Linked DNA regions of Homo sapiens: all the other regions are linked to region 2. Evidence: chromatin contacts called from ENCODE Hi-C or POLR2A ChIA-PET data. All regions are on one chromosome and are shown on one strand. Each heading gives the region's core, a stretch centred on a gene start or an enhancer-like site at or near the end of the contact. The rest is flanking DNA. Distances are from core to core; before and after follow the strand shown. Region 1 holds the start of WIPF1 (WAS/WASL interacting protein family member 1). Region 2 holds the start of LNPK (lunapark, ER junction formation factor). Region 3 holds the start of CHRNA1 (cholinergic receptor nicotinic alpha 1 subunit). Region 4 overlaps PDE11A (phosphodiesterase 11A).

Region 1 (5,445 bases), core at 2,098-4,597, 1.4 Mb before region 2:
GTGAGAAAATGAAGGTGAGCTGAATGACACGCCTACCTGTCATTATTTAACTGAAGGAAAGGGAAAGGAAACATTTTTATTTTATCCATATAATTAAAGAGTAGCAGGTTTTCTCCCATACTTCCCATCTCTTTAAGGGGTTCAAATCTCCAAGCTAAAATCTGCCTAAATCGCTATCACCACATTTAGTTCTACCAGAGGATTAAGATGTGCCACTGTTTCTCTCTCTCTCTTTCTCTCTCTCTCTCTCTCACACACACATACACACACAGCATATATGTCAGCACACTTGATATATACTGTATTCATTTTATCATTGAAAGTACAGCTTTATGATATAAGCAGAAGTGTCACCAAGTTTACCTCTGAAGAAGTGAAAAGACTTAAAAAGGAAAATATCTTACTTGAGATTGTTAGTTTTAAAGATATTTACTGTTGCTGTGACATTTAAAGCAAAACATTTGTAATCTCAGATTCCCAAGGCCGGAAAAGCACCTCAAGAAATCATACTGGCTGGGTGTCGTAGCTCATGACTATAATCCCAGCACTCTGGGAGGCCAGGGTGGGAAGATAGCTTGAGCCCAAGAGTTTGAGACCATCCTGGGCAAACATAGTGGGACCCTCATCTCTACAAAAAAAAAAAAAAAAAAAAAATATATATATATATATATATATATATATATAATTAACTGGGCATGGTGGCACACATCTGTAGTTCCAGCTACTTGGGAGGCTGAGGTGGGAGGACTGCTTGAGTCCAGGAGTTTGAGGGTGCAGTGAGCTGTGATCATGCCATTGCACTCCAGTGTGGATGACAGAGCAAAACCCTGTCTCAAAAAAAAAAAAAAAAAAAACAGAAAAGAAAAAGAAAAACAGAAATCATACAATTTATAATGTTGCTTCCAAGCTGCACTTGTGAAAAAAAGCTCTTACAATTCAGATAACTTCCTCCACATTTAGTTGTTAGGTGGCCTTGGGTAAATTACTTAGCTTATGTAAGTCCGGTTTTCAAAATAATAGCACCTACTTAGTAGGGTTATTCAAGAGTTAAATGAAGGAGTGCTTAATAAGTATTAGCCATTTTCAAAAAATAAAATAAGCAAAGGTGAAGAACGTAACACAAAATAAGTGGTCAGTAAATATCACAGTCTTTCCCCCTATTTAACCACGAGAAAGAGAAACCATGAGCTGATTTAAATCAGCCTATGTGTGTACACCCATGCAAACTTCCATATTACAAGTGAATGGTGAAGGGAGATGTGTATAAAGTGCATTTCAAATTTCTCAGAAAAGCATACTGATTAAGGCATTCCTTATTCTAGTATTTTTTTACAGTTTTAATTTTCAGGACAGACAGAGGTATTTATGGAAGTCCAGGAGAAATGCTTTCTTCAACAACAAGCACATGTTTAACAATTTGGACAAAATGAGTCAAACCTTAAAGCAGAAATATATCATAATTTAAACAGCCAGAAACTTCCAAAGTAAATGATGTGTGTTCATAAAATGTTAAGAAGGCTTCAAAAGGTCATAACACTTAAAGGGTCCAGGAATTCAGTATCACTTCATCTCATATTTTAGGTAGGCTGGGGAACTTCCAGCCTACAGGCCAGATTTAGAATTTGATCAGATCTGAAGTTGCTGCTCGATCCCAGGAACTAATTTTCACCACAGGGAGTTCTCTGAATATTTCAGTCCACCCAGAGTATGTGTAACCCTTAAAAGGTTAGATATTAGAGTAGCTGAAGCGCTATGAGCAAATAGCCCATGAATAAACTTTTCAAAGAGCAATAGAAAACCTGACTTAGTGAAAAATGACTTTCAGGTAAGTCATTTAATGACCTTAGACTGATAAAAGGAAGAGTTTTGACATGATGATATTCCAGTACAGAAGAACAAAGCTTGATAAAGTTAACACATAGCACTGTAGTCCAAGTGAATTGTAAGAGTATGATTTCCACACAGATCAACCTCAAAACCTTTTCCCAGTTTCTCATCTTCCTTTCTCACTGTCCTGTCCTATTCTTTCCCCAGTCTTTCATCTTTCTCTCTACCAAGCTGTCTTACTTTGCTTAGTTAGAATCTTTCAGTAGCCTTTTCATTTACCACCTCTCCATTCTCTACTACATATACTAGTTATGCCATTAAATTATTTAAAATAACTTGTATGCCTGTAATCCCAGCACTTTGGGAGGCCGAGGCGGGCAGATCACTTGAGGTCAGGAGTTTGAGACCAGCCTGACCAACATGATGAAACCCTGTCTCTACTAAAAATACAAAAACAAAAAAAACAAAAAACTTGTACTTAGTGACTAAAGTTATATGTGCCTTCTGAGTTTTTTAAAGCTTTATTTTATATTTCTTCACGGGGAGAAAGGAACATAAGTCAAATTGTTTCTTCCTACATATTCTAGAAAAAAGTTTTTTAATGTAAAAAGTTTCCTTAGTTCTGCTCTATAAGCCTCTGAGTAGATGGCTTGAAATTTTAAAAATCACAATATTTTATGCCAAAACATTAATCATATTAAACATAAAGTTATAACTAATGCTGTAGAATTTGATTTGCGATAGTAATTGTGCACACACTGTTATAACAGGAATAGACTTATTCTAAAAGACAAATCGTATTATAAAAGACTCTGCTTAGAAATGGTTTAGTTTGAGTTTTGAACTTAAATAGCACATTGGCAGCAACAGAACTGCAACAGCTTAGTTCCATGGTATTTTCGTTTGAAGCTTCCAATGGCTCCTTGTACTTTAAAGCACTTATTGTTGCTGGCCACACCAAAGATTCAAAGGCAGTTGTGTGGACAACTGTATCATACACCAAAAGGATATATTTACCGACATAAGCCCCCAATTTAAATGGGAAAATAAATTCCTGTGGATCCAAACTTGTCCAGTGGTCAAAAAAATTCTATTGAAAATCTTGCTTACATTTTGGCTCAAAGCATAAGTTATGAATCATTCACAATCACCATAGTGGTGAAACTAGCATTCTGGGCAACAGGAATAGCTCACATGGTGCTCTACAGAAAAATTAAACAACTTTATCTTGACATACTATGGTCCATTAAAAGCCATTTAGTTCTTCCCTGTAGCTGATAAATGAAATAAACTTAGTTTGAATATAATTTTTCTTACCGTTAAAGGGTACTGCAGGGAGCCATGGTCAGGGACACAGGCAGACAGAGGGCCAGCGGGACAGGAGCCAAGAGAGAAAACTGTCCCTGAAAAAGGTATCATCTTCTAACGCAAGTGTGGGGTCGTTTTTGGACAGCCATTTTGGACAAGCTCTGGCCTCTTGTTAAATGTGACATACTGAGTCAGAGGCAGACGTCCTTCTGTGGTTATTCGCTTCCTGTCTGATTAATTTGTTGTTTGTTGTTCCTTCCTCCTTTGCTGCAGAAAAAGAAACTAGATTGGTTTTGCTTAAGAAGCAAGCAAGAAAAAAAACCTAAATTAAAAAAAATTAAATGTTTCTCCTCCCCACAAGGTGTAATACACAGCTATTTGGTACAGTGACAAGAGGAGATGAGCACCTCCACTCAGTGAAGAGTCCAACTTTATTCTAGATATTCCCACAAAAATAACTGTTCATGGAACTTGAGATTCCTTTAGGAAAATTATATTTGAAAGTATCACTGTAAATACTGACTATTCCATTGAGTAATAGGGAAAAGAGTCACTCAAGAAAGAAAAGCTCTTACCTACCTTACCTTATCGCTTCATTAGGCTAAGGGCTTCTTCTCATTTACAGGGCATTCAAGTGTGTGGGGAGAAAGTTACAAATGCAGGTAAAGAGAGCAGGTCAGGTGTATGAAGGCAAATGAGGTTCTTTTTTTGGTTTTGTTTTATTTATTTCTTTTTTTTTAGAGAGACAGTCTTGCTGTCACTTAGGCTGGAGTGCAGTGGCGTAATCATAGCTCCCTGTGGCCCTGACCTCCTGGGTTCGAGCAATCCTCCAGCCTCAGCCTCCTGAGTAGCTGAGACTACAGGCATATGCCACTGCACCTGGCTAATTTATTTTATTTTTATATTTGGTAGAGATGGGATCTTGCTTTGTTGCCCAGCCTGGTCTTGCACTCCTAGCTTCAAAGTGATCCTTCCATCTTAGCTTCCCAGATTGCTGGGATTACAGGCTTGAGCTACCATACTTGGCAGCAAATGAGTTTTGAAACGTGATTTTGGTGCCCAAGTCAGGGTAATAATATACAGCTTAAGTCAGCTGCAGATCCATAGCTTTCTATGCCAAATGTTTCTGTCCCCCACACTTAATGGGATAACAGTAACTCTCCTAGAAGATGCTTGACAAAAGCATAGAGATAAAGAGGGTGGAAGGAAGAAAGTCAGATTTCTCATTATTAAAGAACTCAAGAGGTGGATGGCAATGGAATACATGTAGAAAACATTTTATCAAAACCTTGAGTTATGTATAGAACGATCTGAAAATGCTCATAATTTTTTCTTAACCCATCTTAAAGGTTCAGACTTACATATGCAACACATAGTATATAACTCTGAGAAAACAGTAACAGTCAAAGAATTTAAAAGAGAGGCATATTTCAGAAACTAGCTTCATTGTAAAATCTGAATGTTGGGTCCTGATTCTGCTAGGATCAGAGGCCAGAGGCATGAAAAGAACGTATGTTGTCTAACATTGCCTTACCTGTAAAGTGATGGAACTGGGCTAGATGAGTAATTTTCAACTCAGGTAGCTGTTGGGGGTGGTGAGCAGTGAGTGGGAATGGTGGGGGCAGGGGCCTGTAGCATTCAGTGGGTGGGGCCAGGAATGGGAAATTTCCTATGGTGCTTATGACAGTCCCACCCAAAATACCAGAAGTGCTCCTACTGGGGAGTACTGGGACAGATGATGTCTAAGGATCTTTTAAACTCAAAATTCCCTGAGATAGGAGTCTAATTGCATGAGCAGATTCATGATGCCAGGCCATGGGCACAGTTCCTGGAGTGGAGTACCCAAGAATAAGTGACTGAGAGTCCTCTGCTTTGCCTGGAGCCCCTTGAAGGCAGGGACCGCCTCTTGTCTAACTCTGGCCTGGTGTCCACCCGTGACTTAGGTCACAAATAAATACCTGCAGGCATGGGGCTGGACAGAGGTGGAGGCCTACAGCTATCAGCCACTTCCCGCGATACAAACCCTCAGGAAAACAGAAAACTTGATCAACTATTAAGTAAATGCCTGAGTGAATCTTTGGGGAAGTCTAATTATAGTTGGGTCTAAAAAGAGAACATGGGCGATATGACAATTTCTCTACGTATTTTCAGAATTATTTTGAAGTTCTCTAAGTAAGACACCCCAAACACACACACACACACTCTCTCTCTCTCTCTCTCTAGCTATCTCTCTCTCTCTCTCTCTCTCTCAGTACACATACCATTCATGGCTATTTCCATCCCTTAGGGGAGTGGTCCCTAACCTTTTTG
Region 2 (5,293 bases), core at 868-3,367:
AGAATTTTAAATCTTGGGAAATGTTTTTCTTAAATTTTCACCTCACTCCAAGACACATTAAAATAATGCAATAAAATAGATCTGGATTCAAAATATGGCTCAACCACATACTAGCTATGCAATCTTGAGCAGATTACTTAAACTCTGCACGCCTCAGTTATTGCATTTGCAAAATGGTAAAAATATCTACACTTCATAGAATTGTTGTATAAATTAAATGAAATTATGTATCATTTGGCACAGTGTCCGACACATAGTAGTAACTGCTTAATTGTAGCCATTATTATTACCAGAAAACACATGTATTTATATGAAACACATTTCTAACTTCTTATAAAGAAAGCACCTATTTCATAATTCTAAAATTGGAAAATTATATTAGTTTGTATTTTTACAAAAATAGATTGCTCTCATTTTCTCTAGTATAAGAAATAGAGCAAAAAATTCTGTAGACTCTGCCATTAAATAACCTTGTAGGTCTTTGAAGGAAACAGCAAAGGAAGTTCTATGTTTATCAAATTCCAAAGTTAAGTATAAGCTATTTAATCACCATCAACAGTACCTCCATAACATATTATACTATACAATTGAAGAGTAAAGGTGATTTATTCTAGAATTCTAACTTTCAAATGTCCTAACTGAAAAGACAATTCTGAAATAGCCCAAGCCACATTTATTGCTCCTCAAAAAGAATTTTAATGAAAAGTACACCTCTATTATATATTAAGCACTCTTAATATATAATGATTAGTGCTTGCTTTCATGGTAAGTCAATTTTCATCTGAACTAAATACCACCAAAAAATTACTATTTGATTATAAATGTTTCTATGTGAAGTCATATATTTTTAATAGCCATATAACTTCTCCTTTTCTTGTATTTTCTTGTTTATATAACATATAAACACTATATAAGTTTACTAACATCATTACTGAGCTGATCTCAATAGATAACAGACAACCTTAAAATTCTAATTTAAACGCACCACTCCTGTTTAAGAAAATGTGTTAAAAGTCAACTTGGTCTTCTGGGGGCTGCTGAGGAAAAGAAATGAGCATTCCCTGCCAGTTTGAACATATTCCTGAAACCAAGCTTACTCACACCCACCAAACCGCTGTTGAATAGAGTCAATTTTGTCAATGCTGACACCCAGGCCATAAAGAAAGGAGGAAACAGTAGACACCGAGCAACACACACCGGAGGCCAACTGGGAAAAGCAGAACACGGAAAACTCAGTGATTCACGGGTCTTGCTTAGTACTGTGAAAGCACCATCAGCAAAGCTGAGTTGACCAATTTCAACTCTTTCTCAATCCGTAAACTATGAACTGACGGAATTTAGATTTGTTTTTCTCCTCCTACCACGCCTCTGATACAATGCACCTTCGCCCTTCCCCTCCACCCCACAGCCCACCATCCCTGAAATAAGGACAATGGTTGGAGAGTCTCTTCTCTAAGTAGCACGTACTCCACGCCCACACGCTAGAGCCCGGCAGCATGACACTGACAGTTTTCAGTCCCTTCTGGTCTTTCTAACTCTTGGAGCCTCCGCACAACTCAGAAAGAGAAGCGGAGAGAACGCTCAAAGCGGACAGCTGAGCGTAGGAAATGCTAGTTTGGGACCTTCTGACCTCTTTGCCCCACCTGTGTCGAGATAAGCTCGACACAAGTGGGCCAAAGAGCTGGGGCTCAAGCCAGTCACCACCCGGAATCTCCTAGAACCGAGCTGGAGAAACTACCAGCCCTAGAGGGGAAACAAGGGTTTCAAGACTCCAGCGCCACCACTGCCAGTGTGCTGGGAAATCCAGGGAACAAGGCGGCGAGCCTGGGTCTGCGCGGACCACCGCGCAGCCTGACTAGCAGCCGCCGCAGAGCTCTAGGCCACTTGGCAGGAGGCGGGGGCACCAAGGAGAGGCAAGCGGGGAACCCGCAGCTTATTTCCCAGGGGCACAGCTCAGCATGCCTCCCCGCTGCAGAGCCCTCCCAACTGCCCTCGCCTTGAGCGTTCTACCTGCAAGAAGCGGGCGCAGCCCGGCCCGGGCGTCCACCCCCGCCAGTCTCGGCCGCCACCGCCCAGCCTGCCTCCAGAGCAGGCAGCAGCCGCCACTGACAGAGAGACAAGCCGGGCCAACTCCTTCCCATGAAACCCCGCGCTCCAGCCGCTCGCCAATTGGCGCCGCGGTCGGCGCGCGCCGCTCCCCCGTCACGTGACCGTACCCTGGGCGGGTAGTTGTTGGGGCGGGTCGGCCGGGAGGTTAGGATCTTGTGTTTGTGGCCTCCGCAGCCAGCTTAGGCTGCTCGGTGTCGTGTCGCAGTTATGTACTGCCATTTATTATGACTCTTAGAATATAGTTATTTCTTACTCTTCCGCTGCCTCCTTTGCTTTTAAAGCCTGTTCTGCCAAGTCTCGCTGGAGAAGGAAACCCCTGAAACTGGTCCTGGTGGTCTCAGACCGCCGCGCGAGCGAAGAGTGGGGAGGACAAAGGTTGGGGAGTTGAGAAGGATGGAGATGGGTGCATCTGGAAGGGAGTCCGTCCTGAGGAGTCCCCCATCAGCTGTCAGCCAGCCAGCAGCAAAGCAAATTAAGACTACACAGCTCCGAAGAAGCCAGTTCCCAACCAAGCCAGTGGAGAAAAGTCAGCCCGGTCCCCAGGAGTGCTTGAGGCTCTGTCACTCTTGGACGTCAAAAAGGGTCATTTGATGACTGGACGCTTACCTCACCGGTGTGAGGTAAGCTTCAAACGCCGTATCATGTTGCTTTAAAACCTGCGGGTAACAGCATAAGCTGAGTTTTCTATCTTAGAACTCTTAACCCCAAGAACACTCTTCACAGGCCCTGATAGGTGGACCCACAAAAAAACCACTCAGGCTATATTTGACTCGGATTTGAAACGCTGCCGAAACGGTATTAAGTGTCCTCCTCAACTGGAAAAGACAAATAACAAATGATGCCTGAATGAGAAAAAGACTAGACGTGCACACAGTAATGTGTGAGCAGGGAAACTTCAGCGAAGGTTTTTATCATGCTTTACCCCTTTTACATGCTTTACCCCATGTGCAAACATTTTTCATGGGTTTTTTTCTATTTTTTATTTATTTTTATTCTATTTTTTTATTTATACACAAAAAAGTTTCAATGATTTTTTAAAGAGTAATAGTTTTAATATGTTACATTTAAACTTTGACGATGCAAACAGGTTGTCAAGAGAAGCAACTGAGCATTGTTTGGTTGGTAAGAAAATTTATTATACTAGAAGCTACCGCATAATTCACTGTGCAATTTGCTTGCCCTAATTGCCTAAATATTTAGTTACAGTTCTGTACACTTGCAAGGATGAGGGGAAGGGAACTGAAGTTTAGCGTGTCACTGTGGATCAGGCACTTTCCAAATGTAGAAGAAAATGAACAGAAACATTTCACCTGTTTTGATGTGGAAATTTAACCGTTTTGTTTTTCAACCTTTGCTGTTGCAAAGTATTAAAGTCCTGTGCAGTTTTGCAAATATATCTCACCGCAGAAAGATCTCCTTTCCTAAGAAGACTGGGAAGAACGGCTTTCCACTTGCCAGTAATGTGTCCTCTGGTTTCAATTGAGCCATCAGTGTCTGTACTCCAGCCTGGGCTACCAAGCGATACCCCACCTCTGAAAAAAGGGTAGCAAGGGGACAGAGAAGAGCTGTCTGGATACACGAGATTCCAAAAACCTAATCCTGAGATAAAATTCCCTAGGGAATTGCTCTACCGAGAGTAGAGATTTGACCTGGAAAGAGAAGGGAGAGAAGTATTTAATCATTAACTCTTTTAATCCTCCCAACAACCTTTTTAGTATCATTTTTCAAATGAGGAAACTGAAATGTAGAAAGATTATGTACACTGTTGAAGGTAACACTAAGCCACTGCCTCCTTCATATCAAGAATAGTTGTTCATCGAGCAAATAAAGTGAGGGAAAGACATTACAAGCAGAGAAATCAACATACACACTATTGTGGCTGGACTTCAGGCTACAGGGTGGTTCCAAATATTTATTGACAAGGCCCTGTGTTACGTGCTGAGGATACAGAGATAAATAAACCAGCTGTCCTAAAGCCGCTGACACTAGTGAGAGAAACCTTAAAAAAAATACAATGCAGACTAAATAAGTGCTGTGATAGAGGCTAATGTTCACGGTATTGGAAAATGATAAGAAAACAGCAGCCGGAGAGAATGTGAGAAAGCCAGTGAAGGTGCTGCTTTAGCAGAGTCCAAATGTCAAGAGTTATCCCCTACTAACCCTGAAATTGTTCTGGGATAGGGTCTAAAGAATGAAATCCAAAGAACAACAGAGAAGAACACCAGAGAATACTTGGAGAGAGGAAACAAATTGCTCTAACCAATGGAGTTTTAAATGGTCTAGTTTAAAATAGGTTGAATTTACCTAGGTGTTATGAGAACTTAAGAACTTACATAAGTGGCATTCATTGGTATGGTCAAAGAGGTTAGGTAAGGCTTCTTTGAGGAAGTCACACCAGAATGGAGATCCAAAAGATGAGAAACTGAAAAAGGGAGAGTGGGAAACAGAGGGAATATCATGTGTAAAGCCTTTTTGTCAGAAGGGAACACTGCAAGCCTGAGGGACTGAAAGGAGGCTATTGTGGCTAGAGCCTAGGTTGCAGGGAGAAAGTGCACCAGTTTGAAGCTGGAGACCAGATTAAGCAGAGTCTTATTGGCCATATTAAGAACTGTAATCTTAAGAGAAAAAGGGAGGGGGAGGGCATTTGACATGATTGGATCTGTGTTTTGAAAAGATCATTCCAGCTGCAGTGTGGGAACACAAGCAGAGCCAGCACTGGACTAATTAAATCTATGAGTGGTGTTAGTGTTGGTAGGCATGCAAGTGGCTTGGGGTAGGAACAAGGAGATGGACAGAAGTGGGGGAAATGGAACAATAGGAAGTAAAGTGGAAGGTCTTGGTGATGGATTCAAATATCATGGGGTGGGATGGGGACTGAGGGAGAGGGAGGAGTCAGATAACTCAGAATTTCTAGCAGACCCAGTGGGTGGATAGTAATGCCATCATTGAGATATGGAGGACACTGGAAGAGAGCCAGGTTTGGGGGAAGAGGGTAATTTCAATTTGAACACGTTAAGTTTAAGATATTTTTGTGACTTCAAGGGAAGATGTAAACATTGGAATCTTTAGGTCTGCAGCACTGGGCTGGAGAAAAAAATATATATTACCATTTGCAATTTTTTGTTTTCTGCAGGGTACTTATTTTTTCAAAATACATATGTCTTTATTGTAAATAAGATGTTTT
Region 3 (5,668 bases), core at 2,503-5,002, 1.2 Mb before region 2:
GTATTTTACCACGATTTTTTAAAATATCACTGCTGGCAGGTCCATGTCCCAGTTAAGTTGTTAAAATAGAGTGAAAACTGTGCTTTGTTGACCTGGGTTTGGGGCTCCTAGTTGGAACATAAGCGATTCCAAGGAATCTTTACTACATTTTCCTTCAGTATAGAGAGCAATATCATCTAATACTCTCAGAACCCACGGCCCCCTTTTCTATCTACACCCCTTTTCAATCTTCATCAGCCACAGATGAAGCAGGAGGGCAGACATTCTTACCTGAGATTCAGGGAGGTTGGACCACTTGTCCAAGGTCATGTGACCAGTAAGGGCAAAGCTCAGATTGGAATCCTGTCATTTTGTGCTGAGCTTCTGGGCTAATTCTTGGTACTAACAGTGTGTTGTGAGCTGTCCTGGAAACTCAGAACTGCAAGTGCCACTATTCCTATGAGAAAATGTGTTCCAAATCCCAAGTGTCTTATGAAGGATCTTTGTAATTCAAGCCTTCCGTGGGTTGGGGACTGTGTGTTCAGAGCTGGGAGAGGAAGTAGACACATGATACATTTGCCTTCATTCACGTAACCAGATCTCCCCTTTCCGCAGGTTATTGCTGAGGCTGCAGTGCAGTAGCTCAATTACAGCTCACTGCAGCCTTGACCTCCCAGGCTCAAGCAATCCTCCCACCTTAGCCTCCCCCAACCAAGCAGCTGGGACCACATCTCTATAAAAAATACAAAAATTACCTGGGTGCGCACCACCACACCCAGCTAATTTTTGTATTTTTTGTACAGATGGGGTTTTGCCACATTGTTCAGGCTGGTCTCAAACTCCTGAGCTCAAGCCATCCACCCACCTCATCCTCCCAAAGTGCTGGGATTACAGGCAAGAGCCACCTCACCCGGCTAGTTTCACACGTTTTCTGAACCCAAAATGTTCCAAGGGCACTCAGTGCCCAACCACGCAGAGATTTCACATGACATTTCCCTAAAGCCACCTGCATTTGAGGACTCTTGAAGGGAATATGTTGTTTGAATATTCCGTTTTTGCAACCACCCCATTGAGCCCCTGGGACTTGATAATCCTTCTGTCCTCTATGCATTTTCTATCCTGGGCCTCATCCATCCCATGGTGGAGTTGCAGACTGGAATGGATTACTGAGCACCTTGGCCATTGAATTTGAAGCTGTTGCTTTGGCCTTGCCTTGGGCTGCTTATTTTTAAATGACTGTTCACTCCAGTTTGACAGGAAGAACATATTAGAAAGCAGAGGGCAGAGCAGATGGTCAGCATTATGTAGCAGGAGAACTATGCAGACCAACCCTATGGCCCACTAAGAGGAAGGGGAGGATGACAGAAGCAGACATAATCAGCATTTCAGAGACAGTCACCTCCTCCTTTCCCACCCTAGCCAATAACAAGGTGCCTGTTCCTTCCATAAGGAATTTCTAAGGAAGGAGGGCTTCATTTCTTAGATTGGTTCACTGGTATTCTTTTCTTTTTTCCTCCCCAGCACAGGGTAGAGTGATAGAAAACTCACAGGGCTCAAAGTCAGAACTCTATGATTCTCTTCCCAACTCCCATATGGCCTGGAGAGTTGGATTAGTTCTTCATGGATTCAACGAATCACAGTAAATACTTTTGTAAAAAGGTAGGGTGTAAATAAACAAATATGCAAATAAAAAATTAAATAATGTCAAATTCCCCTTTTTAGCAAGATTATATTTGTAATCTTTATTCAGATGATGGTAACATTAATTTATTCATGAAATATTTGTTGAGCATTTACTGTAAGCAAAGCATTGTTTTGGGAGCTTCGAGATATTCAAAACTGAATCCTTCTTCCTACCCTCATGGAGATTGACATTTGTCATTTACGTAAATAACTGTGAACAAGTTGGAAAGTGATATGCCGTAAGAAAGACGGCAATGAAGTGCTTGAGATTCCAGAGGCAAAGAAAAGAAAAAGTTGAAATGAAAAGTGCTGTATAAATAGAACAGAGATCACGCTGTGTTAAGCTAACACAGGAAAAGAGTCCCTGATATAAATGACAATTTTGTCTACAAAGGACTGATTCTAAGAAGGGAAACTCAACCACAGTTTCAAAGTGTTCCTTTTGTACCACACTGGTTCCATTTGTATTTGTATGTAGGAAATAGCTCCCTGGGCTGGGCAAAAGAAATTTTGAACTGTTACTAGTCCCATGGATCATTATTATCTTAACCTGATTCTGTATCTCTTGCTACCTTTGGCTAGTTCAGGCTGTGTTTTCTGACTGTGCATGTAATAAACCAAGTCTCCAACTGACCACATTCCAAAATGTATAAATTAAGTGACCTTGGGCAGGTCAGCTTTAGTTTCCTTGTAATAAAAAATTGAGGATGTTGGACTGCCTGATCTAGCTCTAAATTTCTATAAAACACCCATGGAAATCAATGCCAGCAAACTCGAGATTTGACCTAAATACATATCACATACTTCTTTAATAGCTAATCATGCATTTTTGGTTAGCAATAACCAAAATCCTAAGAGATCTCTTAAGGATGTTTACATTAAAGCATATCATTTAAGAATTTTCCTGTGACTGTGGTTTTGCGTGCACGCATGTGTGTGCACGCGCGCGCACACACACACACACACACACACACACATCAGGCCAGCTTTGGCTGGACAGAGTCCAAATCCCACATGATATAATTTATCTGAGTTTAGGCTCTTTCACTCAACTCTGATATTGAAAAAAATTAATAATAAAGCTTTTTGCCTCTTGACCAGAAGGCCTGTGTTTTTCAGAGCAATATTGGAAATGAAAAATCACAGGATGTCAGCCACCTTGTTTCTCAGTTGGGATGATATCACCAGTAAACTTTTATGTGAAGCAATCAGCAAACATCTCCTGTTTCCCTCTAGCGGAAGTCTGGGATTCAGGATGGTGTTTCAGCTGCTGTGTTAGGACACATTCCAGAGTAGAATGCAGGTCAAATGCTGTGCAAGGTTTTATAGTTTCAATTCAAACCCAAACCTATATATAGTAACATCTTAAAAAAAAAAAGTAGGTAGGAATGTATTCATATGGAATTTTTTTTAACTTCAGAAATTTTGAAAAAATTAAAAAATATTTGTCTCTGTGGAGAGAGTTTAGTTATGATTATTAACTGGTTTCTATCTCCAGCACATGTAGCTGTCAATCAGTCCTCTTTATTATTAGAATTCTCCTGGAGCAGTAAAGGGACTTGTTAACTCCATTGTATGTGATTATAAGGCACTGTTCTAAGTATCCATAGTTGTTTAAATATGAACCCCCGGACACTACCATGATCCACAAGTGGTCCAGGTCCTACAAATGGTGCCGAGTGTTCAGAGGGATGAGTCGGCTGCCAGGCATGATGGAGGGAGAGACATGCGTGTCTATCTTGAAGTCTTTGACCAGGCAGTTTCTATTTTAATTAGATAAGGCAAACTAAAAATCTTTATCCAAAAACTCAATCAAGCTAACATCAGGAAGAAACTGACAGAGCAGCCCCTGGTTGGGGAGGCTCTGCCATTCTGTGGTCTCATCAAAGAAGCAAGACTTTGATTTGGGGGCCTCCAGCACTTTAGCCTCAAAGGAGAGCCCTCTCCCCACCCCTGACCCCAGCACTTACCTGAGCAAAGGCTAAAGAGCAGGAGGAGAGGCCAGGGCTCCATGGGCTACCGGAGCTTGTGTGGACCAGGGCAGAGTGGTGGCCTGTGCTTCTCACTGGCACTCTGGCTGGGTGCTTGTCTGCTGGAGGGTTTGGAAAGCGAGTCGGCTCACTAGAGCTATTGTTTTACACCACCTGTTTGTGGGAGCGACAGCTGGGCTGCCCTCAGCCCTGGAGCCCAGGGAGTTACTGGGACTGTACACCATTACAGATATGCCTCACTTTACACAATTGCTTACCCTTGACAAGCTGAGTATGAACTGCATTATATTTTAAATGCACCAGTAGTCAGATCTTAATGAAAAAAAAATGTATAGGAAGGAAGGAATTATTTTAAATGGTGAGCAAACTGCCTCTCTTTTGTGTAAACCAGAACCTCATCTCTGTGGGTTGACTTGATTAGGGTCATTTGGTCTGAGTAGATAGTCAGCTGTTTGTCCTAAACCACAAAAATCCACATTCTGCAAACATGGCTTCAGTTTCATTTCCTCTGCTTCAGTGTTAGGCTGAGGGTGCCGGGGGCTTTTCTGACTGCCTGGATTTCAGAAAAGTGTAGCTGGTGTTGAGTCTGCTGCTGGGAAGCCCCCACGTTGATTGGGTTTGGTTTTTAACAAAGACAGCTTCTTCCATAAAACTGGCTTTACTGGCCCCCAGAGTGGCTGTTCCAACCCCTGCCTCTGTATCAGGCAATACCTATCCCACACGAACCATTAGCTGGAGCAAATTGCCCACGTCCTATGCACTGTGATTCAAGCGAAGAGTAATTATTGGGAAAAAGTGTCCCACCGCATCAGCAGTCGTTCCGGGTTCCTGCCTCCTTCCATCCGTCCCTCTGCCTACTCTCACTCAGGGAAGCAAAGAGCAGAGTGGTTCAGCTTTTCAATTATCTTGCTTGAAAAACATCCTAAAAACCAGCAGTTAGTAATTTCTCAGTCTGAGAAGTATTGTTACCCTAGCTGTGCTTCTTTGCAGGGTGTGAGGTGAGTTCCCAGAAGGAGACAGTTACTTAAAGGTACCCTGCCTGTTCCTTCCAGGCCTCCTTCCCACATGGAACTAGGTGAGAAAGGTCCTCTCACCTCAAGCCCACAACAACATCCTGACAGATCCTCTCATTCCAGTGGATCCAAACAAATCATTAGAGAAGGGGCTTGGAGGGTAGAGGAGAGAGCTGCAAGCTCATACTATTTATATTTTTTGTTTAAACTGTGGGAGATCAGTTAACTGTTTGCTAAAAAAAAATTTGGTTCTCTCCCTTCCATGGAATAGCCCCGTGGCAGAAATACAACCCCCACCCTCTGACCAGCCCCTTCCATCTAAATGGAGCCATGGGACTGACCTCTGGCCAGTGGCATGAGTGGAAAAATGTTCTCAGACTCACAAACCTACCAGAGCTCAGCCCCGCCCTTCTAGTCTTCTGACCGGCTAGAATGGACATGGTCCCAAAGTTAACCTTAGAAACCATGTTCTGAAGGTGGTGTTGCTTTTGACATTCTGAATCCTTGAATGACTGCATGGAGGGGGACCCCCTATCCACCTGCTCACCACCCAGCACTATTTCAATGAAAACAAAACATGCATCGTGCTGAGCCATCAAAATCCTTGGGTTTATTTGTACAGCAGCTAGTGTTCCGTAATTAATAAAATATGTAATCCTTTGCACTAGTATCCTGAGGTTAAAAATAAATTCTAAAATATGTAGCACTGCAGCAGAAGGCAAGAAAATTGATACTGGAGGCTGAAAATATGAAGACCCATGTTATATGGTATCAAATCATTTCATAAACTGTTGTCCTCAATTACTTGGTGAACAATGTGTCTACTGAGCCTGTAGCTCCCAGAATAGAGGCTGGTAAACCCAAAGTTAGTGCACCATGGCTCTTTCTGGCTTTGTTTAGCAAGTCAGTACAAGGAAGAGCTGAGCTCAGGCAAAAATGTGCTGGTTCAAGAGCAGAAATGAAAAGAAATAGAATGAGTCCAGAAATGTGGAGTCTTCTGTT
Region 4 (5,539 bases), core at 2,862-5,361, 1.8 Mb after region 2:
TTTTGAAAGGAATCTTTTTGTCTGAGCAGTAAGTCTCAATGGGAGGCCTAAAACATTTAGCAAACCATGCTGTTTACTGATGTGTTGTCATCAAGACTTTGCTGTTCCATTTATAGTGTACAAGCAGAGTAGATTTAGCATAATTCTTTTATTTTTTATTTTTTAGACAGGGAATCTCACTCTGTCACCCAAACTGGTCTTGAAATCCTGACCTCAAGTGATCCTCCCGCCTCAGCCTCCCAAGTAGCTGGGACTACAGGTGTACACCACCACTTCTGGCTTGATTTAGCATAATTCTTAAGGGCCCGAGGATTTTCAAAATGGTAAATAAGCACTGGCTTCAATTTAAAATCACCAGCAACTTACCATAGCCCCTAACAAGAGAGTCAGCCTGTGCTTTGAAGACATTGACTTCTCCTCTCTAGTTATGAAATTCCTAGATGGCATCTTCTTCCAGTAGAAAGCTGTTTTGTCTGCATTGAAAATCTGTTGTCTACTGTAACAACCTTTATCAATGATCTTAGCTAGATGTTCTGGATAACTTGCTACAGCTTCTACATCAGCACTTGCTGCTTCATCTCACACTTTTATGTTTTGGAGATGGCTTCTTCCCTTAAAGTTCATGAATCTCTGCTAGCTTCAAACTTTTCTTCTGCAACTTCCTCACCTCTCTCAGTCTTCATAGATTTGAAGAGAATTAGGGCCTTGATCTGGATTAGGCTTTGGCTTAAGAGAATGTTGTGGCTCATTTGATCTTTTCTTCAGACCACTAAAACTTTCTCCATATCAGCAAAAAGGCTGTTTCACTTTCTTATTATTCATATGTTCACTGGAACAGCATTTTTAATTTCCTTCAAAAACTTTTCCTTTGCATTTACAACTTGGTTGTTTGGCATAAGAGGCCTAGCTTTCAGCCTATCTCACCTTTTGACATGCCTTTCTCACTAAGCTTAATCATGCCTAGCTTATGATTAAAAGTGATAGATGTGCAACTCTTCCTTTCACTGGAACACTTAGAGGTCATTGTAGGGTTATTACTTGGCCTAATTTCCATATTGATGTGTCTTGGAAAACAGAGAGGCCCAAGGAAAGGGAGAGAGATGGGGAAGAGCTGGTCAGCAGAGCAGTCAGAACACAAAACATTTATCAATTAAGTTTACCGCCTTATATGGGCACAGTTCATAGTGCCCCAAAGGATTACAATAGTAACATTAAAAATCACTGATCACAGATAATTGTAACAGATATAATAAGACGTATAAAATGTTGTAAGAATTACCAAAATGTGACACAAAAACACAAAGTAAACACACACTGCTGCAAAAATGGTGCCAATAGAGTTTGCGGTCAATTTGAGACCTTGCCCATCTTGGCTGAATTCTCAATTTCTTTTTCTTTTCTTTTTTTTTTTTTTGAGACTCTGTCTGTCACTCTGTTCCCCAGGCTGGAGTGTAGTGGCTTGATCTCAGTTCACTGCAGCCTCCATCTGCTGGGTTCAAGAGATTCTCCTGACTCAGCCTCCAAGTAGCTGGGACTACAGGTGCGTGCCACCACACCCAGCTGATTTTTGTAGTTTTAGTAGAGAAGGGGTTTCGCCATGTTGGCCAGGCTGGTCTTGAACTTCTGACCTCAGGTGATCTGCCCGCCTCTGCCTCCCAAAGTGCTGGGATTACAAGTGTGAGCCACCATGTCCAGCTGAATTCTCTTTTAATTAAACTTCTTGACCAAAGAGATATGCCGTTTTTGCTTTTGTTTTATCCAAAGGTATGAAGCCAACTCTCCAGTGGTTTGAGTGGGCCCTCAACTTGGGATGAGAAATTCATTCACCATTTTTTCACCCAAATCAAAGGTTTAATGTAATCATTCTATGTCATTACCCAGATTAAAATGTTAATTTTAGTAACCACACTTTAAATCTCAATCTAATTTTTAAATGCAAGCCATTAAGATGCATTCATAAGGCTAAATACTATTCATTAGCTAGTACATAATGACAACACTGACATTCATTTGGCAGTTTCCCAAACTATCTTTCCCTCTAAATATTGGTACCTGTGCCCTTGCCAGAGGATAACATATCTTGTATTATATAAATCTTGAAATTTAACAGGTACTTTGCAACTACATCCAAATTATTATCTGGTGAATTAAGATGACCACACATTCTTTGACACTATTTCTATGAGAGGTGGGGTCTATGTCCCTTCCCTTTGACTCTATGTGGGGTTTGTGTTTAAACCATTAAGTTGCCAAAAAGTGGTTAAAAAGCAATAAATAAACAAAACATTATCAACATTCAACTGGGACTTGCCACCCTATGCCATCCAAAGATTTCTGTAATCAGGTGTCAACTGAAGCTTCCTTGTCTTTCAAAATCTAGGTAAGATCAACGTGAACCCCTAAACTCATGAAATACTATGGAAATTCAAAGCCTTTTTCAAAATGTCTACATATTCTTGGCAGGTTTATATTCTCATCTTGGCCTTTGAGTTCTTATGTATTCTTGTGCTGTATCTGTTATATAATCATCACACTAAATGTGAAATTCAGCTCCCTCCTCAATTTCCACACCAAAAAAATCCACTCACATCAAGAATTCATAAATTTAGTATAATGTGAAGAAGGTTCTTTCTTTTTTGCTTCCTTCCTTCCCTCTTCCCTTCTTCCCTACTTCCTTCCTTTCTCTTTCTCCCTCCTTTTTCTTCTCTTTCTCTCCCTTTCTTTTCTTTCTTTCCTTCCTCCATCCTTCCCTTCCTTCTTTCTCTATCTCTCCCCTCTCCACTTGCTTTCTGAAAAGACAAATTATGAAGTTGCATCAAAACAAACAAACAAACAAACAAACAAACAAGCACCCTCTCATGAAGTATCAGCTCCACCATTCTCAAAATAGATTTTGCCCCTGCCACCAATGGGGCATTTCACTGACCATTAATCTCGTACAGTCTCAGCCTTTACTCATATTTCTGGCTTCTCTCCAATGTAACTTTCTCTTTTTCTCTTTTCCCCCTCCCTATATTCAAATGTATAATAACACAATTCTCTTCATTTCTCATACAGAATCATTTCCCACATCCTCTGATTACTAGAGGCAGTCAATATTCATTCCCTCATAATCTGTACAATATCAAGAGGGCTTGTCAAGGATTTTCCCATACAACTCCTTCCTTAGTCTTAGTGAGGAATGCTGGGGCCTATGGTTAGATAACATTTCATTCACCTTGTTATACTTCAGAAGTTCTCATATGTGTCTTAAGTTATTTATTAGCTCAGTGGTTAGATTCTAGTCTTGTCCATGTTTTTGAGGTGGTTTTTTTCCCCCTGGAATTTGGACTGATTTCTAAATTCTTTCTGAGCAACAAGTACCCAAACTAACATTTTCATATTTGTCTTCCATTTTTTCTATTAAGCTCATTAAAATTACTACTACCTTTTTTCCTGAGGCCCTGCAAGCTAAAGCTTATTCCTTGCAATATAGGCAAGAAAAATGAGTCAGATTGCCACTGCATTACTCTTCTGTAACTAAAGATGCTTTAAGTCTAACATCTGGATAGATTTTGCCCAAAATTAACCTTTGTTTTTATTCTGTTTCCACAAAAACGCCTCTTATTGAAAATCTGTTTGGCTTTGTATTTCAGACAAAAGGGTACTGGTTTTCCAGCCTATTCACTTAGATTTCAAATGGCATTGATCTCTTCCTATAAGCATTGTTAAACTGGGGTTAAGCATTTTATTAATTATCACTAGGTGCTATTTCATTTAAAAAATTATTTGTTATATTCAACAGGTATTCAGATGGGTAAAGTTTATATCTTCCAGGCTACCAAAGTTCCAGACAAACATGATAATTGACTCAAGGGTTCCAGCCTGTGCCACTGCAGGAAGGACTGAGTCCCTATAAATCATTAGATAAGGTAGTGAGAGATTTCTATGCCTCCAGATCAGATAGAGATGACAGCTCCTGTTCAGGATGAAGCAGTTACAGAAGATGAAACCTCTGTCCCTCTACAACCTTTTAGGATTAAGGAAGAGTGCACAGTCTCTGAGGAGAGATGAAAAAGGAATTCAGCAGGACTTGTTTCACAAGATACAGACCACAAAGACTGCTGATAAAACAGGATGTGGTAAAGAAGTCTGCCAAAACCTGCCAAAACCAAGATGGCTATGAAAACAACCTCTGGTCATTCTCAGTGCTCATTATACACTAATTATAATATATTAGCATACCAATGGAAACTCCACCAACATCATAACAGTTTACAATTACAATTACAGTTACAAATGCCGTGGCATTGTCCTGAAACTACCCTATATGATCTAAACGGGAGAGGATCCCTCAATTCTGGGAACTCTCAGCTGCTTTCCCAGAAAACTCATGAATAATCTACTCCTTGTTTAGCACATAATCAAAAAATAACCATAAGTATAGTCAGTCAAGCAGCCCATGCTGCTATCTGCCTATGGGGTAGCCACCCTTTTATTCCTTTAGTTAATAAAGTTGCTTTCACTTTACTCTGTCACTTTACTGCTGGCTTTCACTTTACTCTATCACTTTATACTTTATTGCTGGCTCTTGAATTCTTTCCTGCACAAGCCAAGAACCCATGTGACCTCCCAAGCTGAGTTCCAATTTTGAGGTTTGCCCTGTGACATCTTTGGCTTATGAAAGCAATCTGATTAAGATCCAGCTTAAAATTATAATCATGTAAGTCAACTCTACTACATAGTTTTGAGCACAGAAATCAGAATTCATGCTATGAATTGCCCTAGGCTTGTAGTCTGAACTTGTTCTCTCCCTATTTGCAGGGGTCAGTGGTAGGATTTAATCTGTTTATACGGATTAACTGCTGTATAGATTACCTACAGCAATTCTTAAGACAGGCTGTTTCCTTTCATTTAGTAAAACTTTGTTTTCTTAATTTGTCAATGCTTAGTGTGCCAACAATGGGGGGCCAGTATAGTTTGGTCTTTGAGCATAGGGGCTTTGTGTCAGACTGCTGAGCTCACAATCCTGGCTCACTAGACCTGTAACCTTGGCCTAATTATATAACCTATGTCTCAGTTTCCTCATCAGTAAAAGGTGAGAAATATATGCACTTTTCAATCATATTTCACTGGCCAGAGCAAGTTACAGCACTCCACCTGATTTCAAGGAAGTGAGGCAGTGTAATATGATCATGGGCCCAGATAGGAGAGAACCAGAAAAAAAACTGATGATGAGCACTGATGGTAACCACAATGGTTTGGGCAATCAAATAGCAAGTTATGTTAGAATAGCGTTTAAAGACAATTCTGGGAGGGCAGCCAAGATGGCCGAATAGGAACAGCTCCAGTCTACAGCTCCCAGCATGAGCGACGCAGAAGACGGGTGATTTCTGCATTTCCATCTGAGGTACCGGGTTCATCTCACTAGGGAGTGCCAGACAGTGGGTGCAGGACAGTAGGTGCAGTGCACCATGCATGAGCCGAAGTAGGGCGAGGCATTGCCTCACTCGGGAAGCACAAGGGGTCAGGGAGTTCCCTTTCCTAGTCAAAGAAAGGG

The links. Hi-C counts contacts between places; a loop is a spot of excess contacts on that map. ChIA-PET counts read pairs that join two places held with the same protein, here RNA polymerase II (POLR2A). Pooled maps may share reads with other maps.
Region 1: a map of CD8-positive, alpha-beta T cell shows a loop between it and region 2 (9-fold over the local background). The contact joins the promoter of WIPF1 here to the promoter of LNPK in region 2. A Hi-C loop is called at or near these places in 1 of 168 maps with a recorded cell type or tissue (CD8-positive, alpha-beta T cell), 1 of 37 single-sample maps with no recorded cell type and 4 of 50 pooled maps. POLR2A ChIA-PET finds 5 or more read pairs at or near these places in 1 of 52 experiments (OCI-LY7).
Region 3: a loop to region 2 is called in a map of PC-3, with 13 times the contacts of the local background. The contact joins the promoter of CHRNA1 here to the promoter of LNPK in region 2. A Hi-C loop is called at or near these places in 2 of 168 maps with a recorded cell type or tissue (PC-3 and naive thymus-derived CD4-positive, alpha-beta T cell), 3 of 37 single-sample maps with no recorded cell type and 8 of 50 pooled maps.
Region 4: a pooled map shows a loop between it and region 2 (5-fold over the local background). The contact joins the enhancer-like site here to the promoter of LNPK in region 2. A Hi-C loop is called at or near these places in 3 of 50 pooled maps.

What each region holds. Positions count from the first base shown.
Region 1 is chr2:174,594,457-174,599,901 of GRCh38, forward strand. It overlaps WIPF1 (WAS/WASL interacting protein family member 1), which reads right to left and starts at 3,348. Exons shown (of 8, transcript NM_001375834.1): 1 at 3,145-3,348. RefSeq lists an enhancer at 3,371-3,550.
Region 2 is chr2:176,000,150-176,005,442 of GRCh38, forward strand. LNPK (lunapark, ER junction formation factor) reads right to left here and starts at 2,118. Exons shown (of 13, transcript NM_030650.3): 1 at 2,011-2,118. RefSeq lists an enhancer at 2,312-2,531.
Region 3 is chr2:174,760,720-174,766,387 of GRCh38, forward strand. It overlaps CHRNA1 (cholinergic receptor nicotinic alpha 1 subunit), which reads right to left and starts at 3,753. Exons shown (of 9, transcript NM_000079.4): 1 at 3,633-3,753. The coding sequence starts at 3,675. RefSeq lists a silencer at 1,162-1,456 and an enhancer at 3,754-4,253.
Region 4 is chr2:177,780,105-177,785,643 of GRCh38, forward strand. The region is part of intron 9 of PDE11A (phosphodiesterase 11A); the gene reads right to left. Among named protein-coding and RNA genes, the nearest start is that of PDE11A-AS1, 110 kb to the left of the region's middle. RefSeq lists an enhancer at 4,035-4,084. Within about 2 kb of position 4,112, at least 4 of the 41 ENCODE cell types and tissues checked have a DNase peak (open chromatin) inside an H3K27ac peak, as active enhancers do.